Linked DNA regions of Homo sapiens: region 2 is linked to region 1. A link is an interaction called in ENCODE POLR2A ChIA-PET data of the cell type or tissue named here. Cell type or tissue: Caco-2. All regions are shown on one strand.

The links. Peaks named below come from ENCODE experiments on the same cell type or tissue, not always from the same donor. Only the 100,000 strongest peaks of a DNase experiment are listed, where the experiment ranks them.
Region 2: POLR2A ChIA-PET joins it to region 1 with 10 read pairs; 4 of 35 experiments call an interaction of 5 or more read pairs at or near these places.

The regions. Positions count from the first base shown.
Region 1 is chr9:125,292,011-125,300,010 of GRCh38, forward strand. It overlaps GAPVD1 (GTPase activating protein and VPS9 domains 1), which reads left to right. Exons shown (of 28, transcript NM_001282680.3): 3 at 3,448-3,564; 4 at 6,880-7,096. The coding sequence starts at 6,912. Among named protein-coding and RNA genes, the nearest start is that of GAPVD1, 34 kb to the left of the region's middle. In Caco-2, no CTCF peak of the experiment used is centred here; DNase peaks (open chromatin) are centred at 4,941 and 5,251.
Region 2 is chr9:125,126,413-125,134,412 of GRCh38, forward strand. All of the region lies in intron 2 of SCAI (suppressor of cancer cell invasion), which reads right to left. Among named protein-coding and RNA genes, the nearest start is that of SCAI, 13 kb to the right of the region's middle. In Caco-2, no CTCF peak of the experiment used is centred here; no DNase peak of the experiment used is centred here.

The sequences.
Region 1 (8,000 bases):
GTGGGAGGATTGCTTGAGCCCAAGAGTTTGAGACCTGAGCAACATGGTGAGACTCTGTCTCCACAAAAAGCAAATTTTAAAAATTAGCTGGCTGTAGTGTCATATAACTACAGCTACTCGGGAGGCGGAGGTGAGAGGATTGCTTGAGTCTGGGAGATAGAGGCTGCAGTGAGCCATGATACCGCCACTGCACTCCGCTTGGATGACAGCAAGACCCTGTCTCAGCAAACAAAACAAAACCATAAGACAACAACAACAAAAGAAACACAAAGCTGTTTAGAGATTTGGTTTTGCAGGATAAAGGATGACCTGGAAGTTCTGACTTTATTATGATTGACATGAACAGAAATAAAGGGCAGACTAAACTAAGACTTGGTGGTCCAGGGTAGATTTTTTTTTTTTTAGACACTCTTGCCCTGTCACCCAGGCTGGAGTGCAGTGTTGTGATCTCAGCTCACTGCAACCTCTGCCTCTCGGGTTCAAGTGATTTTCTTGCCTCAGCCTCCTGAGTAGCTGGGATTACAGGTGTGCACCACCAAGCCCGGCTAATTTTTGTATTTTTACTAGAGGGATTTCACCATGTTGGCCAGGCAGGTCTTGAACTCCTGACCTCAAGTGATCTGCCTGCCTTGGCCTCCCAAAGTGCTAGGATTACAGGCGTGAACCACCACGCCCGGCTGGTCCAGGGTAGATTTTGATGGGGTTGGCAGTAAGGGCTGAGGGAATGGAGAGGAGAAGATCTTCTTGCCAAATACATGCAGGATTTTCTGGGGCTTCCATTTGGCTTCTGATACTGGAAGTATGGAGTATTAATTAAGGGGAGTCTTAATTGAGCACACAGGCTCTCCTGACTTCTGCAGATGTTTTAATATATTCTGGCACTATTGGGAAATCATTAATGGCTTTCAAAAGGAATTCTGGAGGGATTGGGAAGGATTATATTAACTGTTGCTTTGGAAATACCAATCTGACAGTGTAGGGTAGGTTGGAGAGAGAAGAAACTTGAAGTATAGGAACATGTTAGGAAATTTTTCCAGTTGTCATGGATTTATGATATGGAATTTGGTTATTTGCAGAACAATTCAAAAGGAAAGGACCAATGTGAGAGTAGAACTTGGTGACAGACCTTGCTGAGGAGAGGATGGTTCCTGAGTTTGGAGTCTAGGAACCTGTTTGTGCCATGACAGAAATAGAAAAGTCTGAAAGAGTTGCTGGTTTTAGAAGGGAGATTGCTATGCTCTAGGATATGTTTGAATCTTGGGTGATTGGACTCTTAGGTCTCCTTTCATCATACCTGTAGTGACTTGTAATTTCCTTGTTCTTAGCTTCACAGTTGACTAAGCTTTATGAGGACAGAGATTGTGTCTGTTTTGTTCTGTATTGTCAGTGCCTGGCACAGTGAATACATTTCAGAAATAATTGCTGAATTAAAGTAGAGAAATGGCTTTTTTTTTTTTTGAGATAGAGTTTTGCTTGTTGGCCAGGCTGGAGTGCATTGGTGTGATCTCAGTTGACTCTAACCTCTGCCACCCGGGTTCAAGCGATTCTTCTGCTTCAGCCTCCCGAGTAGCTGGGATGACAGGCAGCTGCCACCATGCCCAGCTAATTTTATATATATTATATATATATAATATAAAAATATATATATTATATATATAATATAAAAATATATATATTATATATTTATATTAAATATATATTTTTATATTTTATATAAATATATATTTTATGTTTTTATAAAATATATACATTTTTATATTATATATAATATAAAATAAAATATATAAAAATTTTTATATTTATATATGAAATATAAAAAAATATATATATAAAAATATATTTTATATATATATATATATATATATATATATATATATATATATATATATATATAAGTTTTTGTTTCTGTTTTTGTTTTTTTGAGATGGCGTCTCACTCTGTTGCCAGTCTGGAGTGCAGTGGTACAGTCTCAGCTCACTGCAACCTCCGCCTCCTGGCTTCAAGCGATTCTTCTGCCCTAGCCTCCCTAGTAGCTGGGACTACGGGTGTGCACCACCATGCCCAGCTAATTTTTGTGTTTTTAAGTGGAGATAGGGTTTCACCATGTTGGTGATCTCAATCTCTTGACCTCGTGATCCGCCCACCTCGGCCTCTGAAAGTGCTGGGATTACAGGCGTGAGCCACTGTGCCTGGCCAATTTTTATATTTTTAGTAGAGACAGGGTTTCACAGTGTTGGTCAGGCTGGTCTCGAACTCCTGATCTCAAGTGATCCACCCGCCTCCACCTCCCAAAGTGCTGGGATTACAGGCATGAGCCACTGCGCCCGGCCAAAATGGCTTTTTTTTTTTTTTTTTGAGACGGAATCTCGCTCTGTCGCCCAGGCTGGAGTGCAGCGCGTGATCTCGGCTCACTGCAACCTTCACCTCTTGGGTTTGAGCAATTCTTCTGCCTCAGCCTCCTGAGTAGCTGGGACTACAGGCGCGTGTCACCATGCCCGGCTAATTTTTGAATTTTTTAGTAGAGACGGGGTTTCACCATGTTGGTCAGGCTGGTCTCAAACTCCAGACGTTGTGATCCACCTGCCTCAGCCTCCCAAAATGCTGGGATTACAGGCGTGAGCCACCGTACCCAGCTAAAATGGTTTTTTTTTTTTTTTTTCAAACTTTCCTATGGTGCTGAGAGAAATGGCTTTTAATAAACTTTTCAATTCTGAAATTCTGTCTTGATATTCAGATGTTTTGCAGGTAGAGGAAATAAAGAATTTAAGCTCAGTCAAGAGATAAGGGCTGGAGACACTATGTTTTGTGTGGTATTTGGGTGTAAACTCAAATGAAGTAGATGTCATCAGAAGCCAAATAAAGTTCTATAAAAACCAATAGGTAACAGGAACTTTAAGGAGTAAATTTTTAACAGAACTAGAAATTAAAGTAGATGTTACTGACAAAATGTTTAGATTAGTTGATTGAGAGCAAGTGCTTCTTTCGAGTCAGACAGAACTGAGTTTGTTTGAATCTTGACTTAGCTACATACTAGATATGTCAATACTTTTCTCAACTGTCAAATGAGGATAATGAGAGTACACCTGTCACAGGGTTGTAAGAGTTCAATTAGGAAAAAGAATAGCAGAGTACTTGGCATAACTCCTAAATAAATGCTAGTTTGATATTAATATTATTATTGTTAGTTTGATGGTCATGTTATTGTTACTTTTCAGGAAACAAACTGATTTATTTCCTAATGTCTGTACTTTTCTGTTGTCTTCAGTATTGTAAAAATTTTCCTACTTTTAGTTATTCATGTCTAAATTTTATTTAAGCTATTCCTGGTGACCCTGAACTCCTCTGATATTATAGTGGTGTCTTAGAAAAGCAGAACAAATTGGTATACTTTTTAAATTATCAAACCCTTTTCCTCAATCTTTTTTTTTTTTTTTTTTTTTGGGACAGGGTCTGGCTCTGTCACCCAGGCTGGAGTGCAGTGACACGATCTCAGCTCACTGTAACCTCCGCCTCCCGGGTTCAAGCGATCCTCCCATCTGACCCTCCCAAGTAGCTGGCATTCAGGTATGCGCCACCACACCCGGCTAGTTTTTGTATTTTTAGTAGAGACGGGGTTTCACCATGTTGGCCAGACTGATCTTGAACTCCTGAGCTCAAGTGATCCGCCCACATTAGCCTCCCAAAGTGCTGGGATTACAGGTATGAGCCACCATGCCCAGCCTCATGTGTTAATTTTTTAACGTAAAGTTGTGTTTGAAGACTTTAATTTCTAAATTGCATGAATTGGCTCATATTTTGCTGTGTCATTGAAAACATTTTATGTTCTCTTTCTATCTTGAACAATATTTCAATTGTAATTAGGTTGTGAGCTCCTTGAGATTAGGCGATTTGGCTAGGCTCCAGCGAAACTCAGTCATATATTTGTTCAATTACATTGAATTAAGCAGCAAGAAAGGCACAGTTTGAGAATTTCTAAAGTATTTTACCCCATTTTTTAATTATGAAAAATTTCTAACATACAAAAACCATTGAAAGATAGCACAGCGATCATTATATACCTACCACCTCAGTTCAACAGTTTATATTTAGCTATATTTAAAAAAATTCTCTTAATGTTTTTGCTGAACCATGTACAAGTTGCAGACATCCTAACACTTTCTTTCTTTCTTCCTTTTTTTTTTTTTTTGAGAGAGAGTCTTGCTTTGTTGCCCAGGCTGGAGTGCAGTGGCACAATCTCGGCCCACTGCAACCTCCACCTCCCGGGTTCAAGCAATTCTCTGCCTCAGCCTCCCAAAGTGCTGGGATTACAGGTGTGAGCCACCACACCCGGCCACATATAGTTCTTAGGTTTTTTTTTTTTTTTGAGATGGAGTCTTACTCTGTCACCAGACTGGAGTGCAGTGGCGCGATCTCAGCTCACTGCAACCTCTGCCTCCTGGGTTCAAGCAATGCTCTTGCCTCAGTCTCCTGAGTAACTGGGATTACAGGCATGTGCCACCATGCCCGGCTAATTTTGTGTTTTTGGTAGAGACCAGGTTTCTCCATGATGGTCAGGCTGGTCTTGAACTCCTGATCTCAGGTGATCCCCTTGCCTTGGCCTCCCAAAGTGCTGGGATTACAGGTGTGAGCCACTGTGCCTGGCCTTTTTTTTTTTTTTCTCCTATTTTTTTGGAGACAGTCTCGTTCTGTTGCCCATGCTGGAGTGCAGTGGTGCGATTTCAGCTCACTGCAACCTCTGCCTCCTGGGTTCAAGTTTCTCCTGTCTCAGCCTCCTGAGTAGCTGGGATTGCAGCCACCTGCCACCACGCCTGGTGAATTTTTGTATTTTTAGTAGAGACAGGGTCTCACCATGTTGGCCAGGCTGGTCTCAAACTCCTGACCTCAAGTGAGCCACCTGCCTTGGCCTCCCAGAGTGCTAGGATTACAGGTGTGAGCCACCGTGCCCAACCCAAGAAATTTTTTGCTAACTTGATGACTGTCTGCTGCCCAGACACACAATATTATGTTTTGTTATCTGTGCCACAGGTATTTCTGTTGTTGATTTAACATTTGTGATCTGGCACAAATTCTAGATTCAAGGGCATAGCTTAAATAATAATGCTTTAAAATATGTGTGCTATTTGTATCAGTTTGTTTAGCTGCTAGATAAATAAGAGTAGTGAGATTTCATTTATTCCTTTGGCAAATATTTATTCAACTCCTGCTGTGAACTAGGCCGTCTCCTAGTCCCTGAAATTACAGCTGTGAATGAACAAAGCAAACAAGGCTTGGCCCTGCTGTCACTTACCTTCTAGTGGGGAAGCCTCACAATAAGCACGATTAACATGCAGGTAGATATCTGTAATATAATGCTAGATAGGGGCAGTGCTTTTTTAAAAGGCCAGAAGAGGGATTAGGAAGTTATATTTTCTATTTTAGAAGGAGTTGTCTGAGAAGGCCTTTCTAAATACACGTTTGAGTGGAGAGATCTGAATGGAATGAAGATACTGGATAACCTTCCAGACAGAGAGGTCAGCAAATGTGGACACTTTGAGAGAGGGACATGCTTGGCCTGTTCAAGGAACAGCAAGAAGGCAGATGTTCTGGAGCTGTGTGAACTAGGGTGGGATTGTAGGAGAGGAAATTGGAGAAGTAGCCAGGGGTAGATCATATAGGACCTTCAGATTTCATTCTATCATGAAATAAAGCCTGTGGATGGTTTCCAGTAGGGGAATGAAGTGATCTGACTTAAGTTTTGTTTTGTTTTGTTTTTTGAGATAGAGTCTCACTCTATTGCCCAGGCTGGAGTGCAGTGGCATGATCTCACCTCACTGCAACCTCCGCCTACCAGGTTCAAACAATTCTCCTGCCTCAGCCTCCCGAGTAGCTAGGACTACAGGTGTACACCACCACACCCAACTAATTTTTGTATTTTTAGTAGAAACGGGGTTTCATCATGTTAACCAGGCTGGTCTCGAACTCCTGACCTCAGGTGATCCACCTGCCTTGGCCTCCCAAAGTGCTGGGATTACATGCGTGAGCCACCGCGCCCGGCTGTGATCTGACTTTTTAATTCACTATGCTATGTAGAGAACAGACTCTAGAAGTACAAGAAAGGAAGCAGCGAGATCACTTAGGATGTGGTGATTATGCACCTCCTAGTGAGAATTGATGTGATTAGCAATGGAGGGGGGAATAAGTAGTCAGATTTTAAATATATTTTGAAGATAGAATCAACAGGATATTTTGATTGTGATTAGAAAGAGCACAGTCAAGGATAACTCTGGGGTTAACAAATAGACATTGTATTTGAGGATATACACAGGGTTTACAGCACCTGTCTCTAAGCGGTGGCCTTAGCAGTGAGCTTTTTTTTCTTTTTGCTTATCTGTATTTACCAATTTTTCTATGCTGAACCTGTAATACTTCTGTAATAAAAAGATAGAGATTATTTGAAAATTAGAGTTAAAAGTGGCATCAAATGTAACCTAATTTTTTTTTTTTTTTTTTTTTTTTTTGAGAACGATTCTTGCTCTGTTATCAGGCTGGGGTGCAGTGATGCAATCTCAGCTCACTGCAACCTCTGTCTCCCGGGTTCAAGGAATCCCCCTGCCTCAGCCTTCTGAGTAGCCGGGACTACAGGCGCGCCCCACCGCACCTGGCTAATTTTTTGTGTTTTAGTAGAGACAGGGGTTTCACCATGTTGGCCAGGGTGGTCTCGATCTCTTGATCTTGTAATCCGCCCGCCTTGGCCTCCCAAAGTGCTGGGATTATAGGCATGAGCCACCGCGCCTGCCCAAATGTAACTGAATTCTTAAAGTATTCTCCTGTCCCTTTTGATTTTAGAAAAGAACTTAAGTGACATACATAAACTTTAAATCTTTATCTTTTTACTCTTAGTGATCAGCCTTTGAGCCTTTCCCACATTGAAGATGGTGAAACTAGATATTCATACTCTGGCTCATCACCTCAAGCAGGAACGCTTATATGTAAACTCTGAGAAACAGCTCATTCAGAGGCTCAATGCAGATGTACTTAAGACAGCTGAAAAGTTGTATCGTACAGCATGGATTGCGAAGCAACAGAGAATCAATTTGGATCGGCTTATCATAACCAGGTAAAGAGATGATTTTCAGGTTTTAAGTTTTGTGAACCACTATGATTCTGTAAATAAATTAGTAACTATAAATAAATGAATCTGTTTCCAACAAAGTGCATTATTTAAGATAATTTACATCAATGTTAAGGTGAGTCTTTGCTTATAATACAGTTTATTTGGATTATTAAGTAACTTAGGCACTTTTATAGAAAATTGTAACTTAAGCATTGACATTTTATATCACACCAATTGGTTTTGTGTCTTTGTCTATATAAAATGTTATTGTTGGCTGGGCGTGGTGGCTCACACCTATAATCCCAGCACTTTGGGAGGCCAAGGCGGGTGGATCATGAGGGCAGGAGTTTAAGACCAGCCTGGCCAAGATGGTGAAACTCCGTCTCTACTAAAAATACAACAATTATCTGGGCATTGTGGTAGGCGCCTGTAATCCCAGCTACTCGGGAGGCTGAGGCAGAGAATTGCTTGAACCCGGGAGGTGGAGGTTGCAGTGGGCCGAGATTGTGCCACTGCACTCCAGCCTGGGCCATAGAGCGAGACTCTGTCTCCTCAAAAGAAAAAAAAAATGTTGTTGTAGAGAGTAAATTATCTGTTCTGCTTTTCTCCTAATATTATTTAATATATAGGTTTCCAGCTGGGTGTGGTGGCTGACACCTGTAATCCTAGCACTTTGGGAGGCCGAGGTGGGTGGATCACGAGGTCAGGAGTTCAAGACCAGCCAGGCCAAGATGATGAAACCCCATCTCTACTAAAAATACAAAAATTAGCGGGGCATGGTGGCATACGCCTGTAATCCCAGCTACTCGGGAGGCTGAGGCAGGAGAATGGCTTGAACCCGGGAGGTGGAGGTTGCAGTGAGCCAAAATCGCACCACTGCACTCTAGCCTGGGTGACAGAGTGAGAC
Region 2 (8,000 bases), 170 kb before region 1:
GTGTGTGTGTGAGAGAGAGAGAGAACACACATGCAAGGCAGAAGTCAGAGAGAGAGAGACAGAACACACATGCAAGGCAGAAGCCAGTTTTTTTAAAACCCAATCTGAGCTAGCCAGCTAGCCTCCCGCAAAGTGAGGTGGGTGGGTGGGTGTGGGTGTGTGTGTGTGTGTGTGTGTGAGAGAGAGAGAGAGAACACACATGCAAGGCAGAAACCAGTCTTTTAAAAACCCAATCTGGGAAGAGACATCTCATCACTTCTCCTGTGTTCTATTCACTAGAAGTGCATCGCTAAGTCCAGCCCACACTCAAGGGAGGAGAATTCAGCTCCATCTTTTAAAGAAGGGAAAATCAAATCATTTTTGGATAGATCATTAAGTCCCACTACAGGGACTAGAATTACTGATGAAAATATAAGTAGCCAGATAAGTTATTAAGACATCAATGGATGTTTTATTATCATGGTACTTCCCAATCCCCAAGATGATAGTCCTATTTGCTTCTTTGCCTCAAGGGAGGTTTGTGCATGTTTTCTGAAAATATGAACTCCTTGAGGAGATTATACTGAGGGAAGAAGGGTAGAACAATGAGTGCCTTTGGCGGGAGCTGGGGGTTAGGTAGAAATAAGAAGAAAAATGGGAGCAATTTATCTGAGAAGAAGGAATTCCTTCAGAATCCACAAAAAGGGAACCTGCAACCCCACGTCCTAGCAGTGCCCAAGTCCTCAGAGAGAAATGGGCATGTGTTGTACCAAGCAAAGCTGAAGCCTGTACATCAGAATCCCCAGGCTTCAACGCCTCATATCCTCTTAGACAATGTGCTCAGTCACATCCAGCACAGGCTGAAAATCAACCTTCCACCCTTCTCCTGGTACCTCAAAAGCCTATTAGAGTCTCACATAACTCTAAGGAGGGGTGGATCTCTATTATTAATCACTGAGATTGTATTTCTAACCAGTTTGGTAGAATTGAGGGGGAGAAGGTCCCAGGGCAGAATTTTTTTTTTTTTTTTTGAGACGGGTTCTCATTATGTTGCCCAGGCTAGTCTGAGCTCAAACTACGCTCTCACCTCAGAATCCCAAAGTGCTGGGGTTACAGGTACGAGCCACCACACCTGCCCCCAAGGGCAGAATTTGATTTCATTTAAAGGAATTAAAATATTGTTAATACTTTTTGCTTACCTGATTTCATGAGGTAAGATTCATATGTGCTATACAGTCAATTAATGTACTAACCTATGGATATCTTTTGCAAATAAGTAATATTGGTGGTTTCAAAGAAAGTTCCAAACAAGCTGCTCCATTTAAGATTTTTCCGGCCGAACGAGGTGGCACACGCCTGTAATCCCAGCACTTTGGGAGGCAGAGGTGGGTGGATCAACTGAGGTCAGGAGTTTGAGACCAGCCTGGCCAACATGGCAAAACTCTGTCTCTATTAAAAATACAAAAATTAGCCAGATATGGTGGTGCGTTCCTGTAGTCCCAGCTACTCGGGAGGCTGAGACAGGGGAATTGCTTGAACCCAGGAGGTGGAAGTCTCAGTGAGCTGAGATCACACCACTGCACTCCAGCCTGGCCAACAGAGTGAGACTGCATCTCAAAAAAAAAAAAAATTCTAGGCCAGGTGCAGTGAGTGGCTCACAGCTATAATTCCAGAACTTTGGGAGGCTGGGGCAGAAGGATTGCTTGAGGCCAGAAATTTGCAACCAGCCTGGGTAACAAAGTGAGACACCCATCAATACAAACAATTTTTAAAAATAAAAAACCTGCCGGGCACAGTGGCACATGGCACCAGCTACTCAGGAGGTTGAGGTGGGAGGACTGCTTGAGCCCAGGCGTTCAAGGTGCTGTAAGCTGTGACTGTGGCACTGCCCTCCAGCCTGGGCAACAGAGCAAGACCCCCTTCTCTAAAATGTATACGGGTAATTTGGCCGGGTGCGGTGGCCCACACTTGTAATCCCAGCACTTTGTGGAGCTGAGGCAGGTGGATCACCTTAGGTCAGGAGTTCGAGACCAGCCTGGCCAACATGGTGAAACCCCATCTCTATTAAAAATACAAAAATGGCCAGGCGCTGTGGCTCACGCCTGTAATCCCAGCACTTTGGGAGTCCGAGGCGGGTGGATCACGAGGTCAGGAGATCGAGACCATCCTGGCTAACACAGTGAAATGCCGTCTCTACTAAAAATACAAAAAATTAGCCGGGTGTGGTGGTGTGTGCCTGTGGTCCCAGCTGCTTGGGAGGCTGAGGCAGGAGAATAGCATGAACCCAGGAGGCAGAGCTTGCAGTGAGCCGAGATTGTGCCACTGCACTCCAGCCTGGGCGACAGAGCGAAACTCCGTCTCAAAAAAAAAAAATAAATAATTGAATTCAGGCCGGGCACAGTGGCTCACGCCTGTAATCCCAGCATTTTGGGAGTCTGAGGCAGGTCTATCACCTGAGGTCAGGAGTTCACGACCAGCCTGGCCAACATGGAGAAACCCCATCCTTACTAAAAATATAAAAATTTGCTGGGTGTGGTGGTGCACAACTTTAATCCCAGCTATTCGGGAGACTGAGGCAGGAGAATCGCTTGAATCCAGGAGGCGGAGACTTCAGTGCACCGAGATCACGCCATTGCACTCCAGCCTAAGCAACAAGAGCAAAACTCCCTCTCATATATAAATAAATAAAATTCAAAAAATTGTTTCAGTCAGTAAGGGAAATGTCTCTTTCTGGAAGTATTCCAGCTAATAATGAAGAGGGAATGAGACAGGCACAGTGGCACTCACGCCTGTAATCCTAGCACTTTGAGAGGCTGAGGCGAGCCGATCACTTGAGGTCAGGAGTTCCAGACCAGCCTGGTTAACATGGTGAAACCCCGTCTCTACTAAAAATACAAAAGTTAGCCAGGAGTGGTGGTGCACGCCTGTAATCCTAACTACTCAGTTGGCTGAGGCAGGAGAATCGCTTGAACCCAGGGGGCGGAGGTTGCAGTGAGCCGAGATCACGCAGACTCCAACTTAAAAAAAATAAATAAAAAGAAGGAATGAAAGAATTAGAATTTCTTTTTTTTTTTTTTTTTTTTTTTTTTTGAGACAGAGCCTCACTCTGTCACCCAGGCTGGAGTGCAGTGGCATGATCTTGGCTCACTGCAACCTCCACCTCCCGGGTTCAAGTGATTCTCCTGCATCAGCCTACCAAGTAGATGGGATTACAGGCACGTGCCACCACACCTGGCTGATTTTTGTATTTTCAATAGAGATGGGGTTTCACCATGTTGGCCAGGCTGGTCTTGAACTCCTGTCCTCAGGTGATCCACCAGCCTCAGCCTCCCAAAGTGCTGGGATTACAGGTGTGAGCCACCACGCATGGGCAAAACAATTAGAATTTCAACATTTGCAACCCTAATGAATTCATAAATCTAGATACCGATTACTATGGGTTCCTAACATAAAAAAGAGAAGCTTTAATGAAAGTTCACATCACTTCTATGCTGCAGTTTTTCTTTTCTTTTCTTTTTTTTTGTTGAGATGGAGTCTTGCTCTGTTGCCCAGGGTGGAGTGCCGTAATGCTATCTCGGCTCACTGCAACCTCCACCTCCTGGGTTCAAGCGATTCTCCTGCCTCAGCCACCCGAGTAGCTGGGATTATAGGCGCCCACCACCACGCCCAGCTAATTTTTGTATTTTTAGTAGAGACGGGGTTTTGCCATGTTGGCCAGGCTGGTTTCGAACTCCTGACCTCAGGTGATCCGCCCGCCTCGGCCTTCCAAAGTGCTGGGATTACAGGCATGAGCCACCACGTCCAGCCAAAGCATTCTTAAAACAAAAAAGCAAATTAACTCTATCAATTTACAAGACACAAACGGAACAGAGAAGCATGCTAAGTGATACCATGAGGTCATAAAGTCAGCAAAATTCAGACTGTGGAAAAACTGGTCAGTGGTTGCCAATTGGTCGGGGGGACAGAAGGGAATTTTGGGGAGTGATGGAACTGTTCTATATTATGATTATAGTTGTGATTACACAACTAGGTTCGTCAAAATTCAAAGAACTAAAACAGGTGAATTTCACCCTATGTAAATTATATACCAACTTTTTTAAAAATTAAAAATTCAGACTGAAAACCTCTTTTTTTTTTCTTTGAGATGGAGTCTGGCTCTGTTGCCAGGCTGGAGTGCAGTGGCACAATCTCAGTTCACTGCAACCTCTACCTCCCGGGTTGGAGCGATTCCCCTGACTCAGCCTCCTGGGTAGCTAGGACTACAGCTGCACACCACCAATCCCGGCTAATTTTTTTTTTTTTTGTCTTTTAGTAGAGACCTGACCTCATGATCTGCCCGCCTCAGCCTCCCAAAGTACTGGGATTACAGGTGTGACCCACTGTGCCCGGCCAAGACTGGAAAACTCTTAATAACGAACATGCTTTCTTCAAAAAATAAATAGTACAGGAAAAAATGAGTGGAAAAGCTATAGACTAAAAAAGACTTCAAGAGCTACTCAACTAATTACAAGTTATGAACCTTATCTGGATCTTGGTTTGAACCGCTTTTTTTTTTTTTTTTTTTTTTTTTTGGAGACAGAGGTCTCACTATATTGTGCAGGCTGGGCATTAACTCACTCCTGGGCTCAAGTGATGCTCCTACCTCGGCCTCCCAAATACCTGGGACTGGGACTACAGGTGCAAGAACACCACATCCAGCTAACAAACAGATATTTTTTTAAAAAATTATTAGCACTGGGCGCAGTGGCTCACGCCTGTAATCCAAACACTTTGGGAGGCCGAGGCGGGTGGATCACCTAAGGTCAGGAGTTCAACACCAGCCTGGCCAACATGGTGAAACCCCATCTCTACAAAAATACAAAAAAAATTAGCCAGGCATGATGGGAGATACCAGTAATCCCAGCTACTTGGGAGGCTGAGGAGGGAGAATCGCTGGAACCCGGGAGGCGGAGGTTGCAGTGAGCCGAGATTGTGCCACTGCACTCCAGCCTGGGCAACAGAGCAAGACTCCGTCTCAAAAAAAAAAAAAAAAGAAAAATAAACATATATACATATATAAAATATAGGAGTAGCGCCTGAGGCTAGGCTTGTTAACCTCCCTCTGGCAACTCCTGGCACTCTACCCTCCAGGAAGCCCTTGAATGAGTCCCACAGGACCTATGAGCTCTTTTTGAATGCCCTTGAAAATCACTGCTTAACTCTTCTAGGTTTCATTCTTGAGTAAAATATTACCGTGAAAATGCTGCATACACTGACCATGCTATCTTGGCCCTGCAGAGTCTGCTTTCACAGAACTGAATTTTAGCTTTATGCCCTAGGATTTCACTGACCATGCTACAAGAAATGGCTTTACCAAAACCACTGCATTTGCTGTACGGATGTTGCTGAGGCAAACCTACCATGAGCTCTGTAACTCTAGAATAGTCCTGTGTTTCAGTGTAGATTAGAAAAATGTTCTAGTTTTCCAAGAAACTACCTTCAGAACCTGTTTCTCAGCAAAGAGTACAGAGATCTAAACTCCTGGAGATAAACACTACCTGTCTGACGGCTACCTACAGAAATACCCTGCAGTGGACAGATTAACACTGCAGAGAAAGAGATAACACCCAAAAGACAGAAAGCAGTTTGGTCTATTTTTACACCGTGTTACTGTACGTTCTATTTCTTTGCATTTCACTCAACATGCTTTCGCTAGGTTATCCCATTCATTTTCTTTTCTTTTTTCCTTTTTTTTTTTTTTGAGACAGCGTCATGCTCTGTCACCCAGGTTAGGGTGCAGTGGCACGATCTTGGCTCACTGCAACCACCAGCTCCTGGGTTTAAGCAATTCTCCTGCCTCAGCCTCCTGAGTAGCTGGGATTACAGGCACGTACCACCACGCCTGGCTAGTTTTTGTATTTCTAGTAGAGAAAGGGTTTCATCACGTTAGCCAGGCTGGTCTCAAACTCCTGACCTCATGACCCACCCACCTCGGCCGTCCAAAGTGCTGGGATTACAGGTGTGAGCCACTGCATCCAGCCATTGGATTACAGGTGTGATCCAATGGATCAATGAGCCAATGATCCATTCCATTCATTTGCATGACTTGGATCACCACGTGTTTGCTGAATGCTTTAAAATCTATACCTGAAGCCGTTATCTTGCTTCTCTGCAAAACACCCATATTTTTAACCGCCTGGTTAAAGACAGTTCATTGAAGCACCTTACGCTCCATATAGCCAAAATAAACTCATGTTCTTACCGTCCCAAACTTGCTCTTGCTCCTGTGTCTGCTGTCTCAATTAAAAGCATTCTCAGGCTGGTGCGGTGGCTCATGCCTGTAATCCCAGCACTTTGGGAGGCCAAGGCAGGCAGATCACGAGGACAGGAGTTCAAGAGCAGCCTGACCAACATGGTGAAACCCCATCTCTACTAAAAATACAAATTAGCCAGGCATGGTGGCACGCGCCTGTAATCCCAGCTACTCAGGAGGCTGAGGCAGGAGAATCACTTGAACTTGGGAGGCAGAGGTTGCAGTAAGCCAAGATCGCACCACTGCACTCCAGCCTGGGCAACAGAGTGAGACTCCATCTCACAAATAAATAAATAAATAAAAGCATTCCCATCCAACCTATTATTCAAGCTGCAAGCATCTCAAGATACTGTGGAGAAAAGTAAAAGGCAAGCCATACATGGGAGAAAACATAAGCAAAACACATACCTAATAATGAATTTGTGGCCAGGCACAGTGGCTGACACCTGTAATCCTAGCACTTTGGGAGGCCGCTGTGGGCAGATCACTTGAGGTCAGGAGTTCGAGACCAGCCTAGGCAACATGGCGAAACCCCAGCTCTACTAAAAATACAAAAATTCACCGGGTGTGGTAGCAGGCGCCTTAATCGCAGCTCCTACAGAGGCTGAGGCAGGAGAATCACTTGAACCTGGGAGGCGGAGGGTGCAGTGAAATGAGATCACACCACTGCACTCCAGCCTGGGTGATAAAGTGAGACTTCGTCTCAAAAACAAAAAAAAAAGATTTTGCTTTTTTAAATTTTGTTTTTAGAATACATAAAGAACTCTTACAACTATGTAAGAAGACAAACAACTGACAAAAAGTGAGCAAAAGATTTGGATACTTCACTAAGTTATATGAATGGCAAATTAGCACATGAAAAGATACTCAACATTATCAGTCATCAGGGAAAGGCAAATGAAAACCACAATGACACGTACCAGTGTACACCCACAGAATGGCAAACAATGGTGGTGGTTTTAAGGGTATACATGTATTTCAAAACTTATCAAATTGTACACTTCAAATATGTACAGCTCACTGTATGCCAACTGTACCTCTACAGACCTGTTCAAAAAACAAAAAAAAAAGAAAGAATCACAAGACCAAGTATTGGTGAGGACATTTGGAAGGGCTAGGATTCAAACTCTAATGCAAGATTTCTCAGCCTCAGAACTAATGACATTTTGAGCTGGGGAACTCTTAGATTAGGATGCTGTCCCATGCATTTTAGGATGTGTAGCAGTATATCTGGCCTCTACTCACTAGGTGCTCCAAGTTGTAACAACCCAAAATGTCTCCAGACATTCTCAAATGTCCCTTAGGAGGCAAAACCCCCTTAGTTGAGAACCACCCCTTAGTCTGACACCACAGCCCAAGCTCTTAAAAACATCTTTCTTTCCACTTCTGGCACTATCTTGGTTCAGGTCCTGAATTTAGTTCACCCAAGACCTCATTATTAGTCAGTCTACATCTAGGCTGTCATCTCTTGTCATTTCAATAGTCACACTACCAACAAATTAACCTTCTAAACCTTCAGGGCTTAGATAAATGACTGCAGAAACTGCCCTCACTACCACTATGCAGAATTCCTATAAACCCTTTGTATGTACTGTGTAAACCTTTGTATATATACAAAGTCATTACACTGTCTCATATTTCAGTGTCTGTCTTCCCATTAATACATGAGATTTTCCCCAACAACGGCCACCTCACTCATATCTATATCCCTAGAACCCAGAACTAGAAA